2 separate regions of the Homo sapiens genome follow, and region 1 is linked to region 2. The links are chromatin loops, found by intact Hi-C in ENCODE. Cell type or tissue: gastrocnemius medialis. All regions are shown on one strand. Each heading gives the region's core, and the rest is flanking DNA. Links, peaks and the distances in the headings are about the cores only. Region 1 has its middle 29 kb from the start of LINC01267. Region 2 overlaps SLC6A6 (solute carrier family 6 member 6).

What was found. Hi-C counts contacts between places; a loop is a spot of excess contacts. Peaks named below come from ENCODE experiments on the same cell type or tissue, not always from the same donor. Only the 100,000 strongest peaks of a DNase experiment are listed, where the experiment ranks them.
Region 1: it touches region 2 in a loop (2.2-fold over the local background); 2 of 110 quality-filtered maps call a loop at or near these places.

What each region holds. Positions count from the first base shown.
Region 1 is chr3:14,315,826-14,331,816 of GRCh38, forward strand. No RefSeq gene overlaps it. Among named protein-coding and RNA genes, the nearest start is that of LINC01267, 29 kb to the right of the region's middle. RefSeq lists enhancers at 3,697-4,006, 4,027-4,086, 7,115-7,708, 8,698-8,867 and a silencer at 13,241-13,434. In gastrocnemius medialis, for the core only: no CTCF peak of the experiment used is centred there; DNase peaks (open chromatin) are centred at 7,766, 8,906 and 11,596; H3K27ac peaks cover 7,259 bases.
Region 2 is chr3:14,448,363-14,464,353 of GRCh38, forward strand. It overlaps SLC6A6 (solute carrier family 6 member 6), which reads left to right. Exons shown (of 15, transcript NM_003043.6): 6 at 9,588-9,720. Among named protein-coding and RNA genes, the nearest start is that of SLC6A6, 54 kb to the left of the region's middle. RefSeq lists enhancers at 3,104-3,911, 11,009-11,509, 11,995-12,516, 12,517-13,038, 13,039-13,560 and 1 more. In gastrocnemius medialis, for the core only: no CTCF peak of the experiment used is centred there; DNase peaks (open chromatin) are centred at 3,694, 3,989 and 4,719; H3K27ac peaks cover 5,170 bases.

The sequences.
Region 1 (15,991 bases), core at 4,628-12,627, 130 kb before region 2:
CTGTCACCCAGAGAGTACAGTGGCGCGATCACAGCTCGCTGCAGCATCGACCTCCTGGGCTCAAGTGATCCTCCCACCTCAGCCTCTTGAGTAGCTAGGACCAAAGTCACGCACCACCACTCCCGGCTATTTTTTTTTTTAAGAGATGGGATCTCCCTATGTTGCCCTGGTTGGTCTCCAACTCCTGGACTCAAGAGATCCTCCTACCTCAGCCTCCCAAAGTGCTGGGCCACAGGCTGAATGTGCCCATTTTTACTGACCTATCTAAAGGCCATTTAGGCTGCTTCAAATCTTGCATCACTGCAAATATGGCACCCTAAATATGGTTGTGTGCTCATACAAAGATTTCTGGGAGTTTAAGTGCCACAGATGGACTTTGGTACATAGAAAGTGAACTTTTTTGGTTGGAAAAAGATGGCCCTGAGTTTCCCGATGTTGAGACTGAGTCGTAGTCACTGCTGGGCTCCTCCAAAGCCCATGCGCAGCATAGATGTAGAGGGGATGGGGATGCTTGCCCTCAACCTATTTCCTCCCTTAGACCTGAGAGGTTTGACTATCACTGCCAATTCACCAACCAGTTGATGACCCCATGTGGTCATCATAGAGACCCTTTGCCAACCAGTTTCCATTAAAGTTAAGAACCAAAATAAATTATCCTCTTAAAAAATAATAACTTTTAAGAAGTTGGAAACCTACAACTTTAAAACCAGCCAGATTTTTAAAAAAATCTTTCTGAATTATGAACCGGGTTTTAGACAGTCTTCTTTTTTTTCCATCTTGCTAAGTCAAGCACAGGCTTTGAAAACAAACCACATTGAATTTGCACCCACTCAACGAAGATTTTTTGACAAATCAATTTTATTGTGTGGTGTGCCTTCAAAACTGAGAATCCAGTGAGGCAAACTCTATCCCACCCTGACACTGAGTTAGCTGGGTGCCCTTGAGAAGAATGTTTTTTACCTTAACCAGGTGACAGTTTGCTAACAACAAACAGAGGGGTGAGATAAGACTAAGACTCTATGATCTTAAGCTTCTAAACCAAGCTAATCTATATACTTTCATAGCCTTTACCTGCCCACTGGTGGACAGAGAGGCCTTTCTTTTAATATGGAACCTTAACCACAGATTGGGTTTAATCTCAGACTTAACACTCTAAACTTTCTTTGAACTTGAAGTGCAAACAAAGCGCTAATGTCGGATGTAGCCATCTACACGGAATATGAAAGACACTTTAGGGATGCTGTTTGCCTAAGTAAGCTCCAGAGGCTGGGATTGCCAGTCTCCTTAGCCTGTGCAGGCACCTTTGGCAGAGGTTTCAGGTTGGATATGGGGCTTGGTAATGGCCCAGGGATGAATTCATATTTCCCCCCCTGGCTCATTACCAGGGGATAAAGGCACCTTCCGCAGCTCCCAGCAGGTTCGGAGCAGGAAGTGGGGTGGTTTGGACAGCAGGAATCTGACTCCTCAGAGGCAACTGAGAAGCCATTGTTCCAGGGCTTCCCGGGGCGCTTTTGTTGGCAATTCCTTCATGTCTCAACTGGAGCTAAGGTCTTCACCCAGCCACTGATAAACAACACAGTCAGTGCCAGAATAAGTCCCAGGACACTCCCCTTCGGCCAGTCACTACCCTGCTCAAGTACCTTCAATGACTCCCCAGTGCCCACTAAAGCACTGCGGTGCTCCAAGCTGGCCACAGTCTGGCCTAATTACCTGGCTATCCTTAATGCCTGCAACTTCTCATTACTTTATCTTGCCCAGCATGTATCTAGCATCCACTCTGGGCCAGGTACTGTGTTAAGTGCTCTGCAGGCATCTTCCAGGTTCATCTTGATGAGCATTCTAGAGGAAGACCTCATAGTATCATGTAGATGAGGAAACAGAGGCACCAAGTTGCTAAAGTAGCTTGCCTAATGCCACACAGCCGGGGAGCAAAGAGTCAACGCAAACCCCATCCCTGTGCACTCTCTGCTGCCCGGGACTGGGGCCATGCCCTGAGTACCAGTGTGTGCAGCGCAGAGTGACGAAGAAGCACCAGCCAGGCGATGAGTGGGGGAAGAACACTCCAGGCAGAGGCAGTAGCAAATGCATTTCTTTCTCTGAGCCTCAGTTTCCTCACCTGTTAAGTGTGTGCACGTATGCACACCCTTGTGTGCCCACTGTGTGTGTTTGTGTGGAGGTCGGGAGGCGTTGCCTTCCGGTTGTCTGAGACTCCCCCTGGAATCTGGAAATGATTTTTGGATGCCTCTTTAAATTTTGTGCCTCTCTTGTCTTACCCCTAGCCCTATCAGGCTGCTAGCTGTGATTGCCAATTCAGAAAATAGATAAGTAAACAGACTGACCAGGACCAGTGAGCTGGGGCATAGGGAGCATGAGATTGGGGTCTTCTGGCCACAGTCACCTGGGCTTGAGCAGGGGCTGTCCCTGTGAGACAGGGTGCCCTCTCTGCTACCCCTTGCTGTCTTGTAAACCTGGTCTGTTTTCCTGATCTTCATCCTCTGCAAGTCCCTTGCAGACGCTGGAGTTTGCGATTCCTGGGCAGCATGTTTCAGAAGGCTTATGAGGATATGCTGTTTAGTTTCTGTTCTATTTAACACATCTGCAGTGGCCATGTTACATCTCCTTTGCTGCTTTTCTTTTTTTCCTGTTTTCTGCTTTCTGTTCCATCATCTCCCACTCTTTTCCCCCAACTTCTCTCTCTTCAGCTCCCCAGAAAATCTCCTTTCCACCCCAACTTCTTTCTCTATCATATCATATCTAAACATTATTTGGCATAATAAGTCTTCCAGAAGTCAGGGAGGGCTTCAGAGAGGTGAGTAGGGCTCTTGAGCAGGGCTTCGAGGAATGAACAGGAGTTGGTTAGGAAGAGAAAGAAGGAAAGGGCAGGAAACTAAGGTGCTTAAATACAAAGGCTGGATCCATACAGGCAGGGTTTGAATCCTGGCTTAGCCACTCTGTGGCTGTGTGATCTGGGGCAAATTACATAACCTCATCAAGCCCGAGTTAACTCATCAGCATAATGGGAATTTCCAGATTATCTCAGTGTCAGAGTCTCTGGGCTGGTCCTACTGGCTGATGAGAGCCAACTGTGCATCTCTCTTCCAATGCTGCATTTGACAATGTCACCCTGGGAGCTTGAAATCTGCCACTGTGGAAGTATTTGCACCATGGAAATCGGCAGACTCTACAAGTCAGAACATTTTTTTCCCCCTCCAGAGAGCCAGTTCACCAACACATCACCACCTGCAGCTGGGAAGCTGGGTTAAGATTAGATTTGATTGCAAGGGGCTTTGAACAGCAAGGCCTGGAGATGTATTGTTCAAATGTTTGCTGTGGAACTTCAGAGACACAATTTGACCCTACCTAGTCTGAGGGGAAAAAAAAAAAATTTTTTTTCTTTTAGAAATAAAGAAGGCCTGAGTTTCTAAACTCAGAAGGCTTGAGTTTCTAAAAAAAAAAAATCCCAAACACATTCTCATATTATATTTACATAACTCTTCAAAAGATCTCCTAGAACACCTTAATTAAAAATACATATATATTATTTCTGTTGAATGAGCAAACCTTGAATAAGAAAATCACCAACGTTCTCAAGCTGAAAAACGGGGAGATTTTTAACTGGGAAAAACTGGGTGTGGAGGGGTCAGCAGTGGCCAGTTCACACGTAACTTAGCTGGGAAGGAAGCTGGCCTGTATCCTATTAGCAGTGGGAAATCATGGGAGGGTTTGAAGCAGACAAAGGCTATGATCAGATTCTGGTCTTGGAAAACATCCTTCTGGCTGCTCTTTGGAGAAGAGTCGGGAGAGAGCCGAAACAAATTCAAGGAGACCAGGCAAGAGATGAAGGGGATGTGGACAAGCATGTTTCTGGAGAGACAATGCTGTGTGTTTGCCTTACTTCCTTTTTCTCCTGGGCACTCAGCTGGACTACATTTCCCAGGCTCCTCTGCAGTGAGGTAGGACCATGTGATTTAGTTCCGGCCAATAGAATGTGGGCAGAAGTGATGTAAGGAACTTCCTGCCCTGGCCAAGGAAACTCTCCCATACAATCCTCTGGGCTGTTTCTCTTTCCCGCTTGCCTCCTGCAGAGGGTCCAATGCAGAACTCCAAGGCCTGAGGGGTGGCAAAGCCACTGGCTGGAAGGAGCCTGGGTTGCTGAATGACTGTATGGAGCAGAGACTCACCATTCACTGCATTGGACTGTGCTGAAAAGGACAAACCTTCCTTGTGTTGAGCCCTGAGACCTGGGACTGTTTGTTACAGCTGCCAACCTGATGGATGTTGGGTGATGAATCAGAGACAGGGGTGCAGACTAGAGAGCTCTTTGGGGTAAAGTCGTGGGACTTGGGATAGATTGGAAGTGGAATGAGAAAAGAGGAGGCATCGCGGACAGAGTCCATGTTTCTGATTGAGCAGTGGTGCCTTTTGCTCAGAGAATGTGAGGAGGTCTTTCTGGAGGGCTGTTTGGTGCATTTCAGATACTGGAGTAGAGCTGTCAAGAGGCTCTTTTCTTGGCCTGTGCCATGTGGGGCAGTCCAGCAGCTCCTCCAGAAGCATGTTATGGTGGCAAATGCTGCCCGTCATTCATCCGAAAGAGGAGACAGGGAACATCTGCCTGTGAAGTCATCGTGCTGCCCTCAGCCAGAGCCTACCCAGGAGAGCTGGGGAATACTAACTGCTTCCTGCCCAGCCCAGCAACACCCTACCATGTCCATATTTGTGACCCCAAGCTGTGACAAGGCTAATGTTGGGACCTAATTTATTTTTACTTCCTTTTAACAAATGTTTCCTGAGGGCCTATGATAATCATAATATTAAAACTATTATTTATTACCCACCGCTAGTCCCAATTACTCGAAAGACTGAGGCAGGAGGATCACTTGAGCTCAAGAGTTTGAGTCCAGCCTGGGCAACATAGCAAGACCCCGTCTCTAAAACAAAAACAATTTTTTAGAAAACTACTGAAACTACTGCTATTTCTTAAGCACTTACCATGTTCTAGACAGTATGCCAAGTGCTTTACTACATTTCATTAAATCTCCAACAGAGATGGGAACTATTATTGGCCGCATTTGACAGGTGGGGAAACTGAAGTTCAGAGAGCTAACTCTGCACGAGCTAGGCTTTGGACCCAGGTCATCAAATTCTATAGTCTGTTATCCCCATATGAAGCCAATTCTGCCTGGAGCACCAAGATTGACATGATCTCACAGAACTGAGCGTGGCCCCATCTCCTGCATTCCCCGGAGAGGCCCTTTTAGTCTCTCACAGTTCTTGTTCCACCAGAGTGGGTAGTGGCTGCTGTCTGCCACCCAGCACATTGGCACATTTTGGAGACCTCTTCCTTTGTCTTTGGGAAGCCTGGGGCTGGGCTACCCCATTGCATTTCCCTCCATGAGAGGAGACTGTCATTTTGCCAGGTCCTGGGTCCTAGGTTACTGGGCCACCCACTGTTGGCATGGTGACCAGATCATGACCCAAATCATGGCCCCTGATGGGCACAGATTCCTAGGCAGCCACCGTCCTCAGAAGGGGCCAATGGGCCTGGCATCCAGAGCAGTTCTTGAGCTAGTGTGGAAACCCATTTACACCACCTTAGCCCAAAAGTAGTGTTTAAGGAATCACAGAATCCAAGGGAAAGTTTGGGCCAAAATCTAGAATCAGCCACCCAGATGTCACCACAAGCCTCTCCCCATCCCTTATCGCTACTCCTTGAAGACTGCCACAGGACAGAGGCAGGTGGTTGCCCACCTAGCATCCCTTCTCATTTAAAAGAGCCCTGGCCGAGCCCTGCAGTGGGTCACACCTGTAATCCCAATACTTTGGGAGGTCGAGGCAGGAGAACCACTTGAGCCCAGGAGTTGGAAACCAGCCTGGGCAACAGAGCGAGACCCTACCTCTACAAAAAAATGAAAAAATTAACCAGGTATGGTGGGGCATGCTTGTGGTCCCAGTTACTTGGGAGGCTGATATAGGAGGATCACTTGAGCCCAAGAGGTTGAGGCTGCAGTAAGGTATGATTGCACCACTGTACTCTAGCCTGGGCTGCAGAGCCAGACCCTGTCTAAAATAAAATAAAATAAAATAAAATAAAATAAAATAAAATAAAATAAAATAAAATAAAATAAAATAAAATAAAATAAAATCCCTGATTTTCTTCAGCAGGATGCTCTTTCCCAGCCTCACCATCTCAGCCATGAGATGTAAGCAGACACCTGCTATGAGTTCTGGGAAAGTTTTTGTATCCTTGATAAAAAAAATGTCGAACACAACTGGCCTAGCCCTTCCCCTTTTTATCCTTCCTTGAATGCAGATGTAATGACTGGAGCAGAGGCAGCCATCTTATACCCATAAGAGAAAGGCAAGAAAACCACAAAATTCCAGTTCTAACCTCATTGAGTGGCCGAACCAATGCCTGTGGTCACCTGTCTCTAGATGTCTTGTCACATGAGGAAAATATAACTTTAGTTATTAAGCCATTGAGGGACAGATTTGTTCTGACTTGCAGGAGAAAGCCATCCTAATGGAGACTATTGCTGTCACCGTCACTGCTGCTACATAAATGGAAACATAGTTGCCTCTGGCCCCTGAGTTTTGTATTTTATAGGCTCTGAACTCAACCTTCTGTGTCCCAAGTTTTAAAAAAAACATTCCTGGGCTGAGACTCATTGGCCCAGTTTAGATTGTCTATGCCTGGGCCACTCTTCCATGGCCAGGGAGGGTGGACTGTGATTGACCCAGTTGGTGCCAACCCTTAACCCAATCAACCATGGCCAGAGGAATTGGTGGGGAGGGGGGGTGCCATTTGAATATGAAGATAAGAGAGCTCCAGGCAGCCTGGCTCATTAGTGTGTCATTCTGGTCACCCAGATCAAGGGCACTCACAAGGTCGTCCTCACTCCCGCCTCGCTTTCATCCACTCTACCATGTTTACTGCACGTTCACTGTGTGTGCTGCACGGTGCTAGGGCAAGATGGAATTTGAACTGGATTATCCAGAGTCCAAGATCTGGCCCGTATCCACTGCTAGACCCTGCAGGCAACCTGGCTCTGTCCCCTTAGAGTCCTTGGTCTCAGTTTACAGGCTCGGGTTCAAACTCGGGCTCTGCCACCCATGGCTGCTGACAGTTTCCCCCTGCTGCTCAGCTTTCTCGTCTGTAACAGGTAGGGGTTCCCTTGCTGAGTTCAGAGTCCTTTCCTGGCGTCAGTGAGCTTCGGAGTCAGCAGGCTGGATTCCATTCCCAGCTTACCCTCTCCTGGCTGTGTGACCTCAGGCGGCCACCTCACTTCTCTGCACCATGATCCCCTGTCTTTAAACCATGGGGATGACCCTGCCCCCAGGTTATGGGGTAGAGTAATTCATGAGATGACCCTGGGTCACACAGGAGGTGCTCAATAAATCCTAAAAATAAAAGCTTAGCAGCCCCAAGGGAATGTGTGACAAATTATAGGCAGGATTTCCTGAGGCTGGCAGTCCAGGAAGAGGTCAAGCATTGGGTGGGGTTTATCCCCCACCCCCCAGGCCTGGAGAAGCTCCTGAAACAGGCAGACAGGACAGGAATGGGGCTCCCAGACCCCTGCCCTTGCCTGCATAATCTTGTGGGACTGGTTGGCAGATGTGGGTCAGTGGTGCATACGCGTCCCTGGAGTGAGGGCAGCGGAAAGCTGTTCCTGTCCATCTGAGGGCTGGCAGCCACCAGGGCCACATCCGCATAGAAGAAAGAAACCAAGGGCAGCACTTGGGTCCTGTCACTGACAGCTGCTGGCCACAGAAGAGAGGCTGACCTTCTCTTTGTCCCCCCGGGAGGCAGGCGGGGCTGGTGAGGGGACGAGGGTTTCAATCCAGGCACTTGGGCAACCCTCCCCACGTAGCTGGCGTTTCTTCCCAAGCCACAGCCCCGGGACTACATGAAAAACAAAGCTTCCTGGCCCCAGCAGCATGTATCACTGCCTTCCTGGGCCAGTCCCTGGGTAGGGCTTTGGAGAAGGGGCAGCACTCACAGACTGATGGAGGATGGGAACTGCAGGCCAGGTTGGAAGAGCTCCCTTTACCGACAATCTGCAGAGCATTAGACACTGTGCCCAGCACATTCACTTAGGTACACTCTGGCCCTTGGAAGGAGGACCCGTTATTACCCCCATTGTACAGAAGAGGAAACTGACGCTCAGAGAGGCAGGCTGGCTTACTGTGGGTCACACAGAAAGTGGGAGCTTGGATTCCAGACCAAGTCTGCCCAACCCCTAAGAGTGGCCTCTTTCTCTCATGTGACGTAGTCTCCAGGAAACAGGCGAAAAGTCCAAATGGCATCATGGTAGGGTGGGAAGCATTTGGGCCGGGTGTCAGGGAACCGCTCCTAGTTCCTCAAGGGCTTGAACCACCCTTCCTTCCTTTCCCCAGCTGAGCTCTTCCTCCACCTCCAGGTCTCCATTTAGACGCCTCCTCCAGGAATCTCCCCTCGATTTCCCCTGCCTGGGACTCCACCTCTCAGCTCCCGTAGCCCCCTTGGTCTGAACCCATCTGTCCTCCCCAGGAGAATCTAAACTCCATAGGGCAAGACGACGTCTGCCAAATTCCCCACAGAATCTTCAGGGGTTGGCAGGGTGGCTGACACATAGTAGGCCCTCAATAAATATTTGTGGAATACATGATAGACCAGACACCCCAGCCCCAAAAGCATGGAGCATAGACCCTTTTCTGGGGTAAGGGCTGCATCTCTGGGCCAAGGAGAACAGGATGGGAGAGATCCCAGGAGTCCCAGGGGTCCCAGAGACTCCCTCTCAGGACCGTGCCCCCTGCCCACAGTAAAACGTGTCCCCAGAGCCCAGCCCATCACATTTTTTCCTGACAACTCACTCTGTGATTCATTCTTAGCCCCTGGCATGCCTGGGCCTACCCAGAAGCCATAGGCACTGGTGCTAAGTTTAGTGACTGCAAAATGTCCCCGTGAAATTCCAGACAGAGCCAAGGGGCTGGCGGCGCATTCCGCAGAGCTTTCTTGGGTCCTCCCACTCTGCTGCTGGGCGTGAAGGGGAACCAAAGCGTCCTTCCAGTAAATAGCCTGGAAGGGCCAGGTCCCTATCTGAGGGCCTTGACTAGTGGCCACAGAGCTCAAGGGCAAAGGTGGCCATTATTGTCAGAGGAACTTGGTGTGGAGGACTGGAAGCCTCGGAAAGCCTTCAAATAATACACCATAATGAAGAGGGGACTTGAGGTTCAGGACAAACCTCTCTCTCCCTTGGAATCCTATAGAGATGTTGAACAGTGCATGCCCAGGTAAAACTTCCCTGCTTAGAGCTGAGGTCTGCCTGCCTATGCCTATCTAGAAGATGGGAATGTCCTGGCTCTGCCCTTTGGACCTCAGAGCTACCTGTCTCCCGCTCTTCATAGGACAGGACCTCCAGCCCTCTCCCTGCTCTGTAGCCACCTCTAGATTTTTCTCTGTCTGCTCTGACCCTTTCTCAAAGATGAGCCAAAGATCCCAAAACAAGACAGAACAGAGGAGAGGGTCTGAGATGTACAGGAGGAAGGTCTCGAGCTTGTGGTCCATTAAGACCTTCAGATCTTATTCACATTAACATATTCCCTGGGAAGGCCTCCCTCGGCACACGTCTAGCAATTGGTTTCCATTAATTTCTCCTCCATGAGGGAGAAACCATATCCACCTCATTATTTGACTCAGCAATCTCAGTCTCATTGCTGGACTGTCAGCTCCACAGGGCCAGGGAGGGGCTGTCATAACACCACACTCTCCCCAGCCCTGAGCATGATATCTGCACAGAGGTGGCACTGAGAGGGCAGCCTTTTTTCAAATGTGAAATATAAATACAACAGAAGATTATAACCACTAAAAAATAATTTTAAAACAATAAGTCAAAGCAAATTAAGTCAAATCAATAGGGTAATAAAAGCACTTTTTTTCCTTTTTGAGACAATCATGATCACTGCAGCCTCAACTGCTGGGGCTCAAGCAATCCTCCTGCCTCAGCCTCCCAAGTTGCTGGGATCACAGGTGCATACGACCACACTTGGCTAATTTTTTTGTTTTTGTAGAGACAGAGTCCTGTTATGTTGCCAGTCTGGTCTCAAACTCCTGGCCTCAAGTGATCCTCCCACCTCAGCCTCCCAAAAGGAAGTGGGAGCTGTTGGCTCATACAGGCATGAACCAACATGCCTGGCCAAGGAAAGCACTTTCAACTAATGGTGCTGAAACAATGAGACATAGATATAGAAAAAAATATATATGTCAACTGCTGCAATTGATTCAAAAATCAATTTGAAATGGATCTAAATGTAAAAAGCAAAGCCAAGCTTATAAAGGAAACACATTAATATTTTTGCAACATTAGAGAGGCAAGGGTTTCTTGGTCAGGACACAAAAAGCACTAACTTTAAAAGAAAAAAAATGGATAAGTTGGATTTCATCCAAGTTCAAATTTTCTGCTCATTAAAAGACAGCATTAACAAAACTAATAGGCAAACCAAAGACTGGGAAACAATATTGACTCTGCGTGTGTGTGTGTGTGTGTGTGTGTGTGTGTGTGTGTCACAAAGGGTTTATTTGAGAACATATAAATAACTACAAATGAACAGTAACAAGATGAATAATCCTGGCCAGGCTCGGTGGCTCACGCCTGTAATCCCAGCACTTGGGGAGGCCGAGGCGGGCAGACCACTTGAGGTCAGGAGTTCAAGACCACCCTGGCCAACATGGTGAAACCCCGTCTCCACTAAAAATACAAAAATTAGCTGAGCCTGGTAGTGCCCACTTGTAGTCCTAGCTACTCGGGAGGCTGAGGCAGGAGAATCACTTGAACCCAGGAGCCGGAGGTTGTAGTGAGCCGAGACAGCGTCACTGTACTCCAGCCTATGTGACAGAGCGAGACTCCGTCATAAAAATAAAAAAAAAAAAAAAGAAAAGATGAATAATCCAATTGTGAAACATGGCAGAAGACTTGAACAGATACAAAAGAAGGTATCTGGCTGATAAGCACATAGAACGATGCTCAGCACCAAGGAAACACAAAATGTTAAAATTATAATTATAACCAGATGCCATTTTACACCTACCAGAATGGCTGCATTTTTTTTGTAAAACTTACAACACCAAGTGCCATGAGGATGAGGAGCGGCTGGGGCTCTGACTCTGCTGGAGGATGTGTGAACTGTGCAGATATTTGGGAAAACATCGGCAAGTTTCCTATAAAGTCAGGCAGCTAATGGGATTTTTAAGATACCTTAAATTAAGCAGACATCTACTGAATAACTCAATCATTCCACTCCCAGCTTCTTTACCCAGGAGAGATGAAAACATGTCTCCACAAAGACTCATATGCAAATATGTGTGACAGCTGTCACACACATATGAGCCCCAAACTGGAAACAACCCAAATTTCTATCACCAGGGATGTGGATAAATAAAACTGTGGAGCATCCGTACTATGGAATACTACTCAGTAATAAAAAGAAATGAACTACTGATAGACACAATAACCTGGATACATTTCCAAAACAGCACACTGAGGGAAAGATGCCAGACCCCAGAGAGAACATCCTGTACAAGTCCATTTACGTGAAGCTCTGGGACAGGCAAAGTTGAGCTGCGCTGAAAGATATCAACACACAAGGTGGGGTGTTGTGGCTCATGCCTGTAATCCCTGTAATCCCAGCACTTTGGGAGGCCGAGGTGGGTGAATCAACTTGAGGTCAGGAGTTCGAGATCAGCCTGGCCAACATGGTGAAACCCCGTCTCTACTAAAAATACAAAATTAGCTGGTCATGGTGGCATGTACGCCTGTAGTCCTGGCTACTCGGGAGACTGAGGTGGGAGAATTGGTAGAACCCAGGAGGTGAAGGTTGCAGTGATCTGAGATGGTGCCACTGCACTCCAGCCTGGGCGACAGAGTGAGACTCTGTATCAAAAAAGAAAGAAAGAAAGAAAGAAATCAATGCACAAGTTTCTGGGGGCTGAAGGTGATTGCAAATGAAAACAAGGGAAGTTTCTGGGGTGTGGGAAATCTCTCAAATCTTGCTCAAGTGATAATATCAAGGGCAACTACAAGTGTAAAAAACTCATTGAAGTGAACACTTAAGATGTATACAATTTATGCTGCCCTAGTTATATTTGTCTTCAGCAAAATATCTTTTATTTATTTATTTTTTTTTTTGAGACAGGGTCTTGCTCTGTCACCAAGGCTGAAATGCAAGTGGCACTATCATGGCACACTGCAGCCTTGACCTCCCAGGCTCAAACGATCTTCCCACCTCACCCTCCCAAGCCTCTGGTCCTACAGGTGTGAGCCACCATACCTGGCTAATTTTTAATTTTTTTGTAGAGACAGGGTCTCACTATGTTGCCCAGGCTGGTCTTGAACTTCTGGGCTCAAGCAATCCTCTTGCCTCAGCCTCCCAAAGTGCTGGGATTATAGGTGTGAGCCACCATGCCTGGCCAAAATATATCTTAAGAAAAAAAAAATTCTAAAACAACTAATATTAATAATAATTTAAAATAATAATAATATTGCAAACTGTGAACTTCTACCACCAGCTTATAAAATAGAACATTACTACTATGCATCCTTCTCCCTTTCTCAGAGGTAATCACTAGCTGGGATTTTACGTTCGTTATTCCTCTGATTTTCTTTTTAATTGTACTACCTCTAGTCTATTCCCTACATAGCATATTGTTTTGTATGCCTGTCTGGACACTCTATAGGAATGGACTCATTCTGTTTGTATTCTTCTGAGACCTGCTTTTTTCACTCACATTGTGTCTCCATCATTTATTCATCCATTCATTCATTTGTTCATTCACATAGCTATAACTCATTCATTTTCATTGCTGTATACTATTCCAACGTAGAGCTATTTATCATTCTTCTGCTGATGGCCATTGGGTTACTCTAGGTTATAGCAAATTGTGCTTGTGCATGTCTTCTGGTGGGTGTGGGTATGAGTTCCTCTAGGGTAAAAAGGCAGGACAGGACTTGCTGGGTCATGTTAAACATGTCTCTAATTTACTAAATAATTCCAAGTTTACTAGAAATTACTGGGTAGTTTCCAAAATGGCCACCCCAATTTAGACTGCCACAGTAGAGGATGAAAATTCCAGCTGCTGCACATCATCACCAAACCTTGGCATTATCAGAATTTTCTATGTTTGAAAACAAAAATAGGGATCACAAACTCAAATGCCCTGGGCACCATTAATGTAACCAGTGACTAGACTGGGAGGACAGTAAGGACTGGTGGGGACTGCAGCAAACATCTGAAAGAGGCAGACTTAGCTCCGCTCCCTGACTGTGGCCAGGAGGGAATGCAGACCTTGGGCTGCCAAAGCTCTGGCGTTTTCCAAGGAAGCTAGATATCTAGATTTTTACAGAAAGTCTTCTTTTGAAATGTCAGCAAAGATTTCAGATTTGTTTAAAACACAGTACGGCCGGGTGTGGTGGTTCACACCTGTAGTCTCAGCTACTCAGGAGGCTCAGGCAGGAGGATCGCTTGAGCCCAGTTGTTGGAGACCAGCCTGGGCAACACAGGGAAACCTCGTCTCTTAAATAAATAAATAAAACACAGTATGGACCGTGTATATTTGTGGGACAAGCCCAAACTATTCCTTTTAGATTTCTTCTGTTAAAATTTAACTCAGTTCAATGTGTAGCTCTTGGAGCCTATTGGAGCTTTGGCAAGTGACCTGACTCTCCACAACACAGGTGCCTATGCGCACCACCAGCTATTGTTCCGTTCTGTACCAGCGTGAGTTCATTGTTCTTCCTTCTGCTTTGTTGTTGAGAAAGCTCAGGTTTCCAGAAGTCCTGCTGACTCAGAGGAACAAGGGTAATGAGGGTAATTACTCTAGTGTGCTGTGAAGTAAAAGCTACTCACTCCAAGCTGCTGGAGGAATCGTTCCTCATTCATCCATGCATCCCCTCCAGCTCTCTGCGACTCATTCTTCTCTCAGCAGCCAGAGGGATTCTTCTATCTTTTTTCTTTTTTACTTTTCTTTTTTTTTTCTGAGACAGATTCTCACTCTGTTGCCTGGGCTAAAGTGCAGTGATGTGATCACAGCTCACTGCAGCCTCCACCACCTGGGCTCAAGCAATCCTCCCCCGTCAGCCTTCCAAGCAGCTGGGACTGGAGGCACGCACCACCACCCCTGGCTAAGTTTTTTTATTTTTAGTACAGATGGGGTCTCACTATGTTGCCCAGGCTTGTCTCAGACTCCTGGCTTCAAGTGATCTTCCCGCCTTGGCCTCCCAAAATGCATGGATTACAGGCGTGAGCCACCACGCCCAGCCCAGATGGATTCTTTCAAAACATAAATGAGATGATGTCACTCTCTTGCTTGACCTGTCCATTGATTCTCATCATCCCCATACCCTTGACCGGGGCTCATCATTTGCATCTTTGCCACCCGCCCCTCCCTGGCTCCCCTACAAGCCATCAACGCCCCACACTCAGTCTCACCTGGGGGTGTTTGCACATCAGTCTCCTCTGCCTGCATCACCTCTTCCTTCACCCCTCCCCTGGCTGCTTCCTTCTTAGCCCCCAGATCTGTCTGACATGAATGTCACCTCCCCAGGAAGGCCTCCCCTAATTCCTTCCTAAAATAGCAAATCACTACTCCAGCGGCTCTCCGCACAGCTCCCTGTGCATCTCACTCTTGGCACTCCACGCCCTGCAGGGACCTCCTGCATTTGTGTGCTTGTCACTGACTACCTTCCCTACCACGGTACGAGGTTCCCAAGGGGCAGGGACCTGGAACTGACCACCACATCCCCCGTCCCTAGCGTAGGGCCCAGCGTGTAGTAGCCTTGGAATGAATGCCTGCCTGTGAAGCACCTACTATGTGCCGGACCCTGTGCGCCAGGCCATGGCGCGGTGACATAATGGAGGACTGTGGCCCAGGCCTCAAGGAGCCCAAGACCTAGAAGAGGAGACAGAGACATCCACAGAGAACTGCAGTCCAAGGCAGGAAATGTCACTTGGGAGCAGGGATGCCGTTGGGTGCCCTGCAACATCCAGCTTGGCTGTTTGCTGCTGGCATCCATGCCAGTGGGTTGCTTTGTCCTGCCAGTTGTGAACTATTTTAATTTTCTCCCCCGGATAAAGCTAGAGGTTAGAGCAAACTCTGCTGGGGTTTTTTTTATTTATAAGAAAGGACTTAAGGGCAGATGAGCACTGGATGCAGAGTCAGAATCCCAGCTCTGCCCTCTTAGCTGTGGGCCTCGGGAAGTGTCAGTGTGGAGGGAGGACAAACACCACGCCCCACTCCACACACACAGGAGGGCAGAAGAAGTCAGCACTATCCTGTGTCGAGTGATGGGGAGCGTTTTAAGAAATGTGTCCTTAGGCAATCTCCTTGTCGTGCAGACAACAGAGAGTGTCCTTACACACCCACGTGGCACAGCCCACTATACACCTAGGCTGCATGGGATGGCCTGCTGCTCCTAGGCTACCCACCTGTACAGCGTATGACTGTACGGAACACTGCAGGCAGTTGGAACACAGTGAGAAGTATTTGTGGACCTGAACATATCCAAACATAAAAAAGAAACAGTGAAAATACGGTGTGAAAGATAAAAAGTGGTTCCCCTGTACAGGGCCCTTACCATGAATGGAGCTTGCAGGACTGGACGTTGCCCTGGGTGGGTCAGCGAGTGAGTGGTGAGTGCACGTGAAGGTGTAGGGCATGACTGCACCACTGCAGACTTCAGAAACACTGGAAACTTGGGCTACTCTAAATTCACTTTAGTTTACTGTCACTTTTTTACTTTATAAACTTTTAAACTTTTTAAACTTTTTGAGTCCTTTCTAATAACACTTAGCTTAAAACACCTTGTGCGGCTGTACAAAAATATTTTATTTCTTTATATCCTTATTCTATAAGCTATTTCCTATTTTAAAACTTTTAATTTTTTTTTTTTTACTTTGTAAACTTTTTTGTTAAAAACGAAGTCACGAACGCACACATTAGCCCAGGCCTACATAGGCTCGG
Region 2 (15,991 bases), core at 469-8,468:
GGCAGTTCTTCTGGTCTTGGTCTCCTCCACGTGTCTGCAGGCAACTGTAGGTCCTCCGGGTAGCTCTTCTGGGGTTTGGCCGGCTATTGGCTGGGGTGTGAGGGGCAACTGGTCCCTGTGGTTTCATCACCCAGCAGGCTAGCCTGGGCTTGTCACCGGCCACTAAGCAAGCACTCTAGGAACAAGAAACGGTCAATCCCCGAAACCCAAGTGCTTTTCAAGCCTCTGTCTGTATCATTTTTGTTCATGTCCCTTTGGCCAAAGAAAGCCACAAGACAAACCCAGATTCAAGAGGTGGAGGAAATAAATTCTGTCTCTTCATGAGAGGAGTGAAGAACTGTAGTCAGTAACTACAGGGAGGATACAGAGGACAAACATCAGAAAGGTGGGATGTGGAGTCCTGATCTTGGGGAACTCTTGAGTGAGCTGATGTGTGGAGACATTCTTCTAACATAGTGCTTAGAGGCTGATCAAAAATAGGCTACTGCATCATTTCCCTCTTCTTCATAAGCCAGCCTTGGGGCTCAGCACTCAAGTGCAGCCCCTTGACCCTGGAAATAACTGAGATGAGGCCTTGAGTGAAGGTTGTGAGCCAGGGGCAGGGGTGCTGTTAAGGAAGAGGGTGGTTCTGGTTCTGAATCATCACGAGATGACAGTCCCTGTCTTTTGTGTGTGGTTTTGCCATTTTCAAGGTGTTTACCCACCTCTTAGGAGCTGGCCCAGGAATGGGCCAGAGAAGAGGGAGCGGCCTACCGACTGGCCCCAGCCATGCTTTGGGGTCAGGGCTGGGACATCGTTGGCAAAGAAGGGGTCGGTTGCCCTCACTGGTGTGGAGCCCTTACTTGGTCGGTCCGTGTCACTGTCGCTGCTCCAGGCCTTCAGTGTATGCTCAGGGCAGGTCCTTAGGCCCACTGTCACTGGGGGTTCCTCTAGTGTGTATATTTTCCACTTACAAACAAAAGGGACATTGGAAGCACAATCATTGCCCCTCGGTTCCCCGCTCCCTGGGGAGCTGAGTTCACAGACAAAGAAAGGCTGGCACTTCCTTTTTCTCACTTGAATGGGGTCCAAGGCACAGCCTTGTCCTTTCTCTGCTGTTTTTGGAGTGGCCTGAAAACCGGGCCTTCCCCACTCCTGGACACTGGCACTCAGCCAGTTACTGAAGGCGTTTGCTGGGACCTCCTTGCCTCAGACATTGACTGGCCTGCCTGGGTTTGAACCCTCACTTTGCCACTTCTAGCTTAGGCGGAAGTATCCCGCTCTCTGGGCCGTGGTATCCTCACCTGCACCTGGGGAGATGGCAGTGCTGACATCCCAAGGTTGTAGGATGGCCCTGACTGCATGAGATCCTGGGTGGCCAGCCCTGAGAATCCATTATTATTATTATTATTACTGTTATTTTGTTTTTGAGACAGAGTCTCACTCTGTTGCCAGGCTGGAGTGCAGTGGCGTGATCTCGGCTCACTGCAACCTCCGACTCCCTGGTTCAAGCAATTCTCCTGCCTCAGCCTCCCAAGTAGCTGGGATTACAGGAACACACCACTATGTCCAGCTAATTTTTGTATTTTTGGTAGAGATGGGGTTTCACCATGTTGGCCAGGATGGTCTCAATCTCCTGACCTCATGATCTGCCTGCCTCAGCCTCCCAAAGTGCTGGGATTACAGGCGTGAGCCACTGTGCCTGGCCAGAATCCATTATTATTTATCGAGTGCCCTCATAGTGCATAAAACTACCCCTCAGGGCAGTTTCTTTGTGTGTTATGAACTTAAAGAATCACCCCCTATTGTAAAGGGGTCATCCTCTTCTGGGCTCTGCTTGTCTCGCTGTTGTCTAGGACCCAGGGGTCTTAGAGAGGGAACACTTGGGAGCAATGTGAGGTCCTCAGGTTGGCCAGTCCTCACTCACACCTTCCAGAGGGACCGGGCCCTCGGGGGTATTCTGGGACCCTTGCCTTCCAGAATCTCCATTCTGAGCACCCCAGCTCCATTTTCTGGCCTGGAAGACACTGAGACAGTATTTATCTTTGGAAAGTGTCTGGTTCTGCAGGCATCTTCCCAAGCTTCTGCATGATCCAGATGGATTTGCTCTGTCCAAAGAACCCTGGCTGCCAGCTTGGTACTCACCTCCCACTCCAGCTCTCACACCTCTCCTACCCCTGCACCCCTAGCCCCAGATTCCAGCAGAGCTTTGTGAGACCACCTGAACATTCACAAATAAGCTGCCCTCTTTCTAGAACCCTGGGGAAGATTGAGGGCCATGGAGCAGGAGCCTGGAAAGCAGGCTTAGGCAAGACCAGCACTGCCTCCTGTGACCTGCCTTCACAGCACAGGCCGAGGCCAGAGAGCTACACCAGGGGACAGCTCAGTTCCAGCCCTGAGCCAGGTGCCGTGGGCAAGAAAGACCCGGCCTCCTGCCTTCAAGAGCCTTCTCTTTTCTTGGCATGCAATGGTGGAAAGGCAAGAGAACCAGTAGGGAATAGTTGACTCCTGTGAGCATAGTACTAGGAACTTGCCCCTGTCATTTCTTTCAGTCTCTAAGTAGAGGAAATAGCTAGGCATCATCCAAAACTCTTCTTTCTACCTCAAATCCCACATCCAATTCACACATCTTCTTGGCTCCCCCTTCAGAGTATACCTACAATCTGAGCACTGTCCCCATGCACTGTCACCCCCATGGGACCCCCATCACTCTCCTGGACACCAGCACTGGCCTCTTGGATCTCTCCGTGCCTTATCCTTGCACCTCCGTAACCAATTCTGAATCCAACCTGTTAATTCCCAGCTCAGAACCCTCTCATGGCTTTTCCCATGCTATGATCTCACCCTGGCAGAAAGGATTGAGACTATTTCAACACAGCAAGTGCTCACTGGGTGCTGAATCTCCTCATTAGTTCCATGTCTTCATCCACCTGCGTGGAGCAGCAAATCACTACCTCTCTCTGGCTCACTTCCCCATCTGCAGATGGAGGAGCATATGAGCTGGGCTTTGAAGGATGAGTAGAAGTTCACTAGGCAGAAAAGGAGAGTGACAAGACAGTCTAGGTAGGAGGAACAGCCCATGCAGAGTCAGCATTCTGAAAGCACATGAGTATTTGGGATGGTTTGGCTAGAGCATAGGATGCACGGGTGAGGGCCAGGTAGGGCCAGGGAGAAGGGTCAAAGCCTTGAATGTTAGGCGGGTACATTTGAACTTTGTTCTCTTGGAGGAGGAACCATAGAAGGTATATGAGAAGGGAGGTGGTGTGACTGAATTGAATGTGATTTTTGGACATTCCTTAAGGAACACACTGGTGGGAAAGAGAGGCTGGATGTATGCTGAGCACTGACTGTATACGGGGCCTCGGAGACCTCAGCCTTCAGCAGGTCTGGGTTCCCTTTGGGTGAAACTTATCTGAATCCCCCTGAAGATAGCCACCAACCCTGCAGCGTCTGACCCTGGGGTTTCTCTCGAGTGAATCTTGTCAGGATTTTTTGCGCGTTGCTGTCTGGGAGCCAGTTGGGCGGCAGAGCAGTGAGGATACCCTCGAAGGTTGGTCTTGGTGACCCTCAAGCTGAAGCCCAGCCCCAGCTGTTGCTTCCTTTCACTTCTCTTATATGCCCCAGATGCATAGGTCCCTGGCCCGTCCTTTCCTTCAGCAGGAGTTGCTGGCAGGTGCTGCTGGCAGGTGCTCAGTAGTCTCTGGAAGTCAGGGGTACGAGGCACCAGGGGAGCGGAGCCATCTCCCAGCTTCTTCTGGGCAGGAAAGGTCCCTGTTGACCCTCCCTGCCAGCCCTTCCTCCCTCTGTTTTCACAGAGGAGGCAGCAGAGCAGCAATGGGTGACATTCCCCTTTCCTTGTGGGGGGAGACAAAGCTCAACTCTGGCTCCCACACATCCCAGCTGCACGACCTTGAGGCAGTGACCTCACCTCTCCACGCCCTCTTCTCTCCTCTGTAAACAGAAGTAGCGTGGTCCCAATGACTCACAGCCTGGCTTGAGTGTTTTGGAGCTAAGACCAGGGATGTGCTTTGCAGGGGGCCACGGGACACTGACGATGCAAGACGTGCAGTGCCCTGCCCGAGGTCACGTGCACAGCTAGAAGGAGCAAAGCTTCCAGCCCTGGCATTCAGCACTGCATCCTGCCTCCAGCTAACCTTTTGTCTGTGTCCCCACCAGCCACCAGCCCAGAGCCCGGGCCAGGCTTGGGAGCCCAAGTCCATGGTCACAGGTCACATTGTGCCACATGTGTGTCTCCCCGCTCCCAGGTTACTCTTGGGGTCTTCTCTCGGCCTGGACCCCCTACACCCACCCTGTGTGCAGTGCTAAGTCACCATTCTCAGCAGAAGCCAGTGAGCTGCACTTTCCCAGATCCTCATGAGAAGCCGCTGGGGCCCCAGAGACAGTCATTTCATGCTGGCTTTATAATTGAGCGCCGAGTTGCTCTGGGATGGGGAAGCAGAGCTTTTGTCCCCTGCTTCTCCTTGCTGTCTGGGGTCACCTCTGTCCCAAGGTCGCCCTGGAGGACAGGCGGGGCCAGACCTGGCCAGAGGCCCTCCATCAGGCTGGAGCCGTGCCTTCCTCCTAGGCTCCTCCAGACCCCCTGGGAGCTCGGCACGTATCATTAGACTTTATTAGAATCAAAGAAATGAGTCATATTTGCAAACAAGGCCTGCTCAGCCAATCTTCCCCTGCAGCTGTCGGAAAGAGGAGGCGGTGGAGAAAGGCTGCACGGCCCCGTGCTCTGGGCGGACGGGCCCTTTTATAATTGTTGCCTCTGCTAGTCTCCAGGGGAGAGCCATGGCCAATAAATGGCTGGCGTGCAGTCAAAAGGAAACGATTTGGCCCGCTAGGAGGACGTATTTACATCTCTGAGTGCCGGCTGGACGGCAGCAGGGCGGCCGACTCAAAACAGACGTCCAGGCAGTTCTTTTTTGGATCCCACCCTGGAGTGAATCATTACTATTCTTGGACAAGAATGCAGCTTACCTCGGAGTCTCCTCCCTCTGTATGAGACAGACGAGGAAGCTGGGGATGATGGGGCCCTTGCCAAGGCCAGCACCATGCCCGGCACATGAGGTGGCTGGCCCCAGGGTGGCATCAGTAAAAAGGAACCAGGTCCATGGCTGATTTCTATCTGAGTGATTTCAGGTGCATTCCTGAACTTGTCTCAGCCTCAGTTTCCCCATCAACCAAATGGGTATAATTAATTTACTCAATTAATGTCAGCTGAGCACCTATTAGGTACCAGGCACTGTTCAGTGATCAAGACAGACATAGACCCTGCCTTCTTGGGACTGACATTTTAGTGGGACAGGCAGACATTAAATAGATAGCACATGTACAATTATAATATAAAAGCAATAAGTGATGAGAAATAGGCTCAGGGCAGGGGAAGGACAGTGACCAGGGATGTTTTTTACAGAGGGTGGCCAGGAACAGCTGCCCTGGGGATGTGGCCTTTGAGCAGAGACCTGAAGGAAAGGAGCGAGGGAGTTTTGGAACAAGTGGCTGAGGGAAGCAGTTAGGTCCAAGGCCTTAAGGCAGGATCGCGTTCGACCTGTTCAGGGAATGGCCCAGATAGCAGCTAGGGTGGCTGAAGGAGGAGGAAGTGATGCTGCAGTCTGGGGGATGAGGGTAGGGCTTGGGCGCCCGCACCCGCAGCCTGCCCAGAACACTTCCCCTTTACACCCGTTCACCTGTGTGTTTACTAATTGGCACCCCCTCGCTCTTAAAAGTGAGTCTGAATGGCAGGGTCAGAAGGGCCGTGTTGGCCGGGGAGCGGGAGCCCTGGGAGGACGTGGAGCAGAGGAGGGATGTGGCCTGACATAGGTATTGATAGATTCCCTCTGACTTGTTGGGGCAGGAGTAGAGGGAGGAAGACCAACGAAGAGGCTGCTGGAAATCATCCTGGGGGCGTCAGGGGCCTGGACAGGGGCAGAGACTGTGCTGGGAGAGCTGTGTTAACACTGTGGGGAGCCTGTGCAGCTTCCTCCTGGGGTACTTAGGAGGCACAGGTGAGTGGCAGGGCGCCATGGCGTTCCCTCGGCACGACACTCTACAGTTTACTGAGCACGCCCTCACTGCTGGGTAGGGATTGGCTGGGATCCTGATCGGCTGCTTTCTGGCTGGGAAGACCCTGGAAGTCAGACACGGAAGGGACTGTGGAGGGGCCTGCCTGAGATTCAGCCTGCATGGCTGCCCGAGATGTCTTTGGAAAGAATGTCGGTTGCTCTGGCCCTGAGCCTGTGTCAGGCTGTGTTGTGACAAATCCTGATTGATGAGATACATTGGTTTCAGCCCTAGTATGTTCACGTGGCCCGTTATAAAGCTTTTCAAGAATTTAAAATAACTTTTATAAAGGTGATATGTGCACATTAAAAACATTGAAATAGTGCAAAAATACTTTGCAAAGTGCATCCCCCTCCCCCACACAGGCAGCAACTGCCACCAGCTTCTTGTGTGTCCTGCCAAAAATAGTGTGTGTGTATTCAAGTACAAATGTGTCTCTGTCTCCCTCCCTCTTTACACGGTAGGGAGCATGTCTCATGCACTGTTCTTCACCTTGCTTCTTTCCTGCATTTTGTCTCCAGGACCGAGCTCCTTAGTAGGACACAGAACTTTCCTGTTTTACACCGCTGCATTGTATTCCAGTGTGTGCCTGCTCCACAGTTTACAAGCTCCTCTTGATGGACATTTGAGTCATTTCCAATCTTTCACTCTACAGACAGCACTGCTTGAGGGGGGTACTATGTCTCTGGCCACCCATGCAGATGTAACTATAGGAGGTAATCCTAGGAATGGAATTGCCTGATCAAAGCAAACGTCCCTGGATGGCACCATGAGGTCCTACAAAGGGACTACCACCAGCAATGGAGAAGGAGGCGGAGGACTCATTTTCTTTGTTGTAGACTCCATAGCTGGTCAGCTGCCCCGAACAAGTCAGTGTGGCAGCCTCCCATCAGTATTGGGCACCACTGGTTTGACCAGCATGGTGGTAGGAGAAGGGCAGATGCTGTTAGATGAGCTGGCTGCAGGCTGGGTATGGTCAGAATCAGGGCTCTGGAGTATTAAGCTTCTCAGCCAGCTTGCCCTGAAGAATCAAAGGAAAGGCTGTCTTGTGACTGGGCATCTTATCAGCATATAAAGCCCTTGTCCTTGGGATGTCCAGGGTCTGGTGGGCAACACAGACATTTCCCCAGCGTGGGACAGGACAGCGGAAGACAGACAGGGGCTCTACAGTGAGTCTTCCAGAACCTCAGGGAGGCTTCCTTTGAGACGGAGGATAGTGCACCTGGTGGGCCTGGGAGATGGTGGAAAGGTGCTCTTCCTCCTCTCCTGGTGCTGCCCATTCACAAGGAAGTCTTGGGCCACTGCCCAGCCTGCCCTGGCTTTCACTGAAGGTGCTGAGCCCTGCAGAATGAGGAAAGGCTTTTTGTTTTAAAGCCGTGGCAGGCGCCAGATCCACATGCTTGGCAGGGCCCCAGCTGGGATGTGGTTGGCCGCCAGCCTGCCCTATAGGGATGCCCCCTGCCCCAAGGTGCCAGGTGATCCCAGCATATAGCAGAGGACTGAAGAGATTGTTAAATCAGCATATAGCAGAGGACTGAAGAGATTGTTAAAATTTAGGCTCTGTTTTCTCTTAAAACCAGACCAACAGTGTAGTGGAGTAGAGAGAGCACTGGTTTTGGAGTCAGACAGGTGTGGGCTTGGGGTGGCAGCTCTGTGTCACCTGCTGGCTCTGTGACCATGGGCAAGTGGACCCACCAAGCCTTCATTTTCCCTATCTGTAAAATGGGGTGAATGGCCTCTACTCCTGGGATCAGATGAGATAAACTGAAAAGGCCTTGGAAAGCAGGTGGTTGCTGGTAGCTTTTATTTCGTCCATCAGCATTATCATGTTGACATCCCTGGTGCCAGGGGGAGCCCACTGATGTCGCTGTGACCAGCAAGAAGAGGGCAAAGAAAAGCTGTCCTGTCTTATGGCTGTTAGTGGGAGTATTTCACGGATCGGTCCTACAGTGACATGTGAACTTGCTGTCCTCCCAGTTGAGTCCATTCATTCACTCATTCACTCAACAGGTCTTTATTGAGGTCCTCCAATGGGCCAGATGCTGTTCTAGGTGCTGGGAACACAGCAGTAAACTAAAGAAAGGCCTTGCTTGAATACCAGTTGAGAAGGGAATCTTGGATTTATTCAAAGTCCTTATGTTGAAGCTTCTCTAAAAAAAATAAAATAAAAATGATAAAGGGTCTAGCCTGGTGTGTGTTCCGAGAACCAGAGCCCTGACTGTGGGGGTAATCCCACGGACTGGCTGAAAGCTTGGGATGTTCCAGAATGCTTCCCCAAGAGCATCCTGGGCAGGAGCTGTTATTCTCATTTTACAAAAGGGGAAACTGAGGCACAGAGTCACACTTCACTCCCTGCCCCTCCTGCATGGGAGTGTGACCTTCAGACAGGGAGCTGACTCCCATTAGAAGGAAACTCAGCTTCTTCCAGGGGTTCGCAAACACCCTGGAGCATGCAGACCCTGTCTCTTGTGGCCAGCAGCCTGTGGTGGACAGGTAACCTGGGAGGCCCAGTGGGCAGGGCCGATGTCTCTGTTCTCAGCGTGGCTGTCCTCGATCACTGTTGCAGCAGTCAGAGCTCTGGGACCATGGGTGCCACTTCTGGGCATCAAGTTTCATGGCCTGGGCTGTCAGTACCCTGCATCGCCCTGGCCTGCTTTCAGATGCTGTCATCCATAAGAATGTCTGGGAGTAGGTACTTGTGTGCTTGTTTAGCAGGGCAGCAGGAATCAGCTCGGATTGGTGGGAGGCTTAAGTCTGGACTCCAAAGACCCACGCTCTGCCGTGTCATCCTGGGCAGGGTTGGTGACTGTCCCGTGCCAATTATCCTTAAAACCGTTTACCTGCCTCTCTCTGAGACCCTCAAAACCCTGGCAGGGCAGGGGAGGAAACCAGCATTGCTTAGGTGCCGGCTGTGTGCCTGAAACTTCCCTGGGCATCTGAACACCACAGTTAACATCTGCAAAGGTTTATCAAGTGCTAGCTGCATCCCAGACCCTGAATTTAGGACCTTGTGTGACTTACATTTTAGTGAGAGATCCAGGTTACACAGGGATGAATAAAATAATAAGGGACAATATTGGGGGAGGGCAACACTTTATAGACGAGGAGCCAGAGGTCTGGGAAAGTTGGCTAACTTCGTTCTGTCAGTGACGGAACAAACAGTAGAGCTGAGAATTGAACCTAGTGTTTGGCCCACGGTTGGCACTGAAGAAGGTTCTGCTGAAGTCCCAACAGAAAATCAGTGCCCATTTCACAGATGAGGAAACTGAGGCTCAGGGGTTCCTTAACTTGCCTGAGGCCAGACTAAGTTGAACCTGGGTTTGCCTGAATCTGGAGTCTGAGTCTATCCTTTTCTTTTCTTTCCAACAACTCTGTCTCAAGACAAATGGGGATTCCTGGGTTTGGAAAGGTGAGGTGACTTATGTAAATGCAGCGCCTCAGGTGGGATTTGACCCCCAGCCTGTTAATGTCCGAGCCTTGGCTCTCTCTACTCCAGGGCCAGGCCCCTCACTGACTCCTGGCTCTGTGTTTGCTTCAAGGCGCAACGTGCTGAGCTTGTCCCCTGGAATCGACCACCCAGGCTCTCTGAAATGGGACCTCGCTCTCTGCCTTCTTTTAGTCTGGCTAGTGTGTTTCTTCTGCATCTGGAAGGGCGTCAGGTCCACTGGGAAGGTAAGTTGGACTTCTGTCCGTCCCCTGCCTCCTGGAGAGCTGTGCCAGGCTGGCCCTCTCCCCCACTTCCCGCCTGCAATTAGCCACGCCCCAAGAGGGAGGTGGCCAGTGGTGGCGTGCTGGTAAGCCCGCCCTCTGGAAAAAAGTAAAACTCAGGTTTGTTGTAGCGTTTGTCCATTTCATGGTGTCAGTGCTCCCACCATGTTTGCTTTCAAGCTGTCCACAGTTTAATGACCAGCTCACAGAATTCCTGAATATTGAAGAGCCAGGCTCTCAGGAGCCTACACGAGCTAGCCCCATCCACCACAGCTTTCTCATCTCAAGGTATTGGCAGTCAGTGCAGATGGTAGCAGATAACTAATGTTGGGCTTCTAATAAATAGGTTAGCTGGTAACAGGAGGTTAGCCAGCAACCGTGGTAAGAGCCATTAGCCACAGCATGGACCCTCGCTTTGCAGAGGGGGCCACAAGCATTCCCATCAGCATTGCAGGGAGCTTCGTGGGCCTGCCCCAAACCTACAAACTCCAAGGCTGCGTTGTAACATTATCCCCAGATAATCCAAGAGCACTTTATGGGTTGAGAGGCACTGGCTTAGATTTTAGCTGCTAAATCAGATTAACTGAGTTATAACTAACATTTCAGCCGGCACCTCCAATGTTAGTTGTTCAGGAAAGCGTTAGCTGATAATTAAATCATCCACTCATGGCCAGGGTGTTAGCTGTTAACCAAAGTATTATTCATAACTGGAGTGTTTGCTGCTGATTAATATGTCACATAGTGACTAGGATGTTAGTGATTAACAAATGTAAAATGTTAGCTTGTAATTTTAAGGTTTTAGGTATAACTGATACATTAGCAATAGTGGAAATGTTAACCCATAACTGAAATGTTACCTGTTACTAATTAGAGCTGAACTGTTCCCTGAAAACCTAGACACTGGCTGTTGTCATGGCTTTGCTGATGCCAAAGGCTGGTGCGGGGGTATGTTGTGATCACAGGTGTGAGCCTGAACCCAGGGCCCTAAGCTATAAAGAACAAAGGCGTTTGCTCATCTGCCTTTAGATAGTGCCCTGTCAACGCTTTCCCCAGTGACTCACATCCCAAAAGAGGGAACGTCTCTTTAAGATCAAAAAACCCCCAAAAGTCAAAGGAGCGTCTTAAGGTAGCATTCCAGATGGAGCTGTGGGCAGTGACCTTAGCTGCCCCAGCCACACAGTGGAATTGAGGGTTGAGGAATGTGTCTCCCTGGATAAAGAGCCCCCAAAGAGGCAAAATCATAGATTTGTAGAGATCCAAGTAATTATTCCAGTCACTTACCCTGCAAGACCTGGGACTCCAGGGTTGCAAGAGGTAGAATGGGGGTGATCCTGTGCACCCCCCTCCAACACACACAGTGCCCTCTGCTTGTTTCTTGGGGCAGAACCACCCTGCCATCCTGAAGCCAAGGGTGGAAGGGAAGCAGTCCAGGCCTTGGACACCTGCCCGTGCCCACCAGTGAGCACGGTCCTGCCCGGAACAGGCGGGAGCAGGGGACATGGGTAACTCCTGCACCTCCTTGGAGAGCACCTTCACTGTGCTACCCCGGTTCTCTGTCTCACAAGCACACCATTTTATTCCTTTCTTTAAACAATGAGAAAACTCAGGCTTAGGGAGGTCAAGTGACTTGTCCAAGGTCACTTCCTCCTCTCTGAGCCTCAGTTTCCTCCTCTATAAAATAGGTGATAGTAGGGTTAAAATGAGGTGTGTTAAACACCTGGCACAATGCTTGGCACAGACGGTTCTGTAAATGCTAATTCTCTTCTTTTTTTTTTTTTTTTTTTTTTTTTGTAATTTGAGGTGGGGTCTGGCTCTGTTGCCCAGGCTGAAATGCAGTGGCTTGATCTCAGCTCACTTTCTGGGCTCAAGCCATCCTCAAACCATCCTCCCACCTCAGCCTCCTGAGTAGCTGAGACCACAGGCACATGCCACCATGCCCTTCTTCACTCTGCCTCAGTTTCCCCACACAGAAGTGAGAAAGTTTCTGTGGAGCACTGGTCCTGAGCAGTGCTAGAGACATCATCACTTACTTACGCACTAGTATTTTTTGAGCCTCTACCGTGTGCCAGGTGCTTTGTAGAAACAGGGCTGGGGGACATGCAGTGGTTCACAAAACAGACAAAAATTCCTGTGCTCCAGGAGCTGATGGCCTGGCAGGAAGAGTCAGGTTGTAACAAAACGAATGGGAAAAATATATAGGAGTCAAATGGGGATGCGAGCTATGGGAAAAAGTCAAGCAGAGAAGGAGAATGGGGAGTGTTGGGAGCAATTTTGAATAGGGTGGCCAGGCAAGACCTACCAAGAAGGTGACTCTAGGCAAAGATGTGAAGGAAGTGAAGGGCTGAGCCAGGTGAGTATGTGGAGGGGAAAATCTCCAGGTAGAAGTGACAGCCTGTGCAAAGGCCCTGAGGTGTGTTTGACCCAGACCCTTGGGGAGCACCCAGTCTGATGGAGGAGGCTGATGTCCGCCAGGGACAGTGAGCAACTTTTGAGACATAATGCAGAATACAGGAGAATAGTGTCAAAGCCAGAGAGAGGGTGCCAGGCTGCAGCTGTGGCCGAGCAAAGACGTGATCTTCCACGGGTCCTCCCTTCTCACCCTTAGCAACAACCTCCTTCGTGGGGTGGCTGTAGGCCTCCCAGGGGTGGGCGTGATTCCCAGAACAATAGCAGAGCCTGGGCCAGGCCAGAGAAGCCAAGACAAACACAGTCAGGCTCTGTGAACTTCCTCAAGCCCCATGGCTGAGAGGCTGCCTGCTCGCTGGCCATGGCTTCCAGCCCTGGCCACAGACCAGGTTTGTGGCTGACGTGGGGGCTGGGCCCACAGGCAGCAGATGGACCTCATCCTGCCAAGGCCCTGCTCTCGTGTCTAGTCCAGCAAGGAGGAGTTGGAGGGTAATGGAGGGAGAGCCCCAGCCTGAGAGGCTCAGGATCTGAGTTCAAGTCACTTTGCCTCTCTAGGTTGCAGTTTCCTTTTTTGTAATTTTCACTATTCCAGGAAGTTGAAACTAGGCTGCCATTAATCCATTCAACAAATAGTGATAACGGTGGCGAAAGCGCAGTAGCCTGTGAGTGCCGGGCAGCATTCTCAGTGCTGCTAGGTAGCTCATTGAATCCTCCTCATGGTTTGGAGTATGTGCAGTTATTAGTCCCATTTTACAGATGGGGAAATTCAGGTTCAAGGAGGCTCATTACCTTGCCCAGCATCCCACAGCTTGTCAGTGGCTGTGCTGGGATTTGGACCCAGGCGGCCCCACTCCCGACCTGGGTGCCCCACACTCTTCCGCCTCTTGTGCCCACCCCCGTGCCAGCCTGAGGATGCAGTAAGTAGGGCGTGTGGCAGGCATGTCCCTGCTGTCACAGAGTGGGGTCTGGGAAGGGGGCAGAGATCCAGACACTCACACAGGAAGTGCAAGCCCTGCAGACGCACAGGGGAGGAGGCCCCGGAGTGAGCATGGACATTCACTGAGGCTGGGGCTCTTCGCTGTTGGCCTCCGGAGCAGCTCTTTTTGCCTGGTTAAAAACAAAGCAGGGGGTAGTCAGAGCCAGGTCCTTTTAGCTCTGGATCCCCCAGACTGCATGACTTTGAACAAGGCCCTTTCACTTTCTCAGCCTCACCTTCCCCTTATGTGAAATGAGTTAGTGAAGCCCCTCACCAACAGCCAGGGCGCTGAGGATCCTTAGGGCCTGCCTAGGATCTCTGGGATCAATGGCGAGCCCTGCTGCCCAGGCCCTTACCTCCCAAAGGATGCCTGGCTCCCCCTGCTGCTGCTGCTGCCCAGACACTTACCTCCCAAAGGATGCCCGGCTCCCCCTGCTGCTCAGCCACCCTCTTTTCTACTGCCCAGAGGGGATGGAGAAAAGTTGTCCTTGTGAGTTTCCTGGACAGTTGGGCCACAGGGCTTTTGGGTCTAGGGCTCAGAGGAGCCACGGAGGTTCACCAGCAAGAGTGGAAAAATACCACGTCCCACAGCAAGGCCTGCTGGGCCACCACCAGAGGCCCCTGGCAGCAGCTAGCACCAGCCTGTCCCTTGGGGATCCCGGGGGAGCCACAGAAAAGTTGAAAGCATGGCTCTCAGGGGCTTGTCCTCGGAGCAGCAGATTCTGCAAAGCAAGGGTGGCTTTCAAACCTGCTACTGTAAACCAAAACCCATCTGAGACAGGGGGCTCGATGAGCTTAGAGGTTTATTTTGCCAAGGTTGAAGATGTGCTCAGGAAAGAGACTGAGCCACAGTAGGATCTGTGGCCTGCACTTTTTCCAAAGAGAGTTTTGAGAACCTCAGTACACTAAAGGGGAGGCCCAGCACAGTAGCTCACACCTGTAATCCCAGCACTTGGGGGAGCCGAGGAGGGCAGATTGCTTAAGTTCAGGAGTCCGAGACCAACCTGGTCAACATGGCAAAACCCTGTTTCTACTAAAAAATACAAAAATTAGCTGGGCATCGTGGCGCGTACCTGTAGTCCCAGCTACTCAGGAGGCTGAGGTAGGAGGATCTCTTAGGCCCGGGAAGTTGAGACTGCAGTGAGCTTTGATTGCGCCATTGCACTCTAGCATGGGCGACAGAGACCGTGTCTTAAAAAAAAAATGTAAGGGGAAACAGCAGGAAGGGACAGAGGAACAGGTAATTCAGGTAATTATGCACGATGTCTCTCAGCAAATCTGCATTTTCCATAGGGTAGAGAACACACACATTTTCCATAGGGTAGGGTGTGTACACACGGTGGAGGAAGGAGACACATGCCTAGATGTGTGGGTGGATGGCTCATTTCTTGTCTCTTTGTCCGGCACCTGTGAAGATGAGCTGTGAGTTTACATTGTCAGGGTGAGGGAGGCCGCCTGGGGAGATACGTGGCCTGTATCTCACAACTCTCTGCTGAAGAACAGAAAGCAGGCCGGTTTTGTGCGTGTGTGTGACTCACTTCCCAAGCTTAACTTTTTCCTTCTGCATAGTGAGTTTGGGGTCCTGAGATTTTATTTTCCCTTCACACGGCTGAGGTGGCGTGACCAGGATTTGGGGAGGAACAATGACACACATCCCAAAGGTGTGGGGACCTGACACCAGCTGGCCTGGATCCATCCCGCATCCACCACCAGTAACTGTGATTGCAGGCAGGTGCCCCCACCTCTCTGGGCAGTCTCCTCATCTAGAAAATGCAGGTGAGGCTGATGCCTGGCTCTTCTCAGTTGTCTGAGGATTAAATGAGTTAAAACTCACGAAGCCCTTAGCTGAGTGCCCCGCACAAAATCCGCACTGCATAAGTGCTTGTTAAATAAACTAACTACGTGAAAACAAAGAAAGCCACCTCCACACCCCTGTCCCTGACACAAAGCCCTCTGGTCACAGACCACTGGGTTGCTTGGCCCAGTGGAGGCCTGGCTGGCTTTGAAGTGGCCGCCCTCTGGAGACCCCTGCGGGGCTGCTGTCAGCAGCTATTGTTCGCCAGCCCGGGTGTGGCCCACAAAGGGCCCCAGAGGTGGGAACTGGTCGGGGCGCCTGGCCGCCTGTCCGCCTGTCCTCAGGAAGGGAGAGGCAGGTTGGTTTTCTTTTTTCACTTCTTTCCCCCCTTCTGTGGCTTCCTGATGTGCCCCCGCCCTCCACGTCTGCCTTCCCATCCTCGGGAAATCATGTAGGCTCCTGGCCTCAAGGAGAAGAGATGACGGTGGCTGGAGAAACTGAGGCCTGGAGGAACAAAGGACGCCCGGGGGCAGAGGCAGCAGTAGGGCCCAGCCTGTCAGTGTCGGAGAGCCATCCTGACAGTGCCGGCCAAAGAGGCTTCTTGAATGCTCACCGCAGGCCAGGGGCCATCGAGCAAGGTCAGCGTTCCCTTATCCTCAGTGGACAGATGGGGAAGCTGAGGCCCAGGTCACCAGCAAGGGGTGGCAGAGGCAGCGTGCAACCCCTGGTAGAGGTGGCTCCCCAGCTGACCCACAGCCTCTCTACCCCTCGACCTAGAGTGGCAGAGTGGGAGGCAACCTCAGAGCTCCTACGGTCCCAGCCCTTTACTTCCTGGTGGGGAAACAGTCTAGAGCGGACAGCGGCTTCCTGGAGGTCTCATGGCAAGCCAGCCTCTAAGCTTGGCTTCAGACCTGAGGGCCTCCCTACTGGCTGCCCTCTGGTCTTGGGGAGAATCAGTAAACTGCCAGTTGTGGGAGGCTTTTTGCTGGTCTGCTATGTGTGGGCTGTGGGGCAGGTCCCCATTCTGTTGCTTAAGCCCACGTGACCCTGGGCAAGTG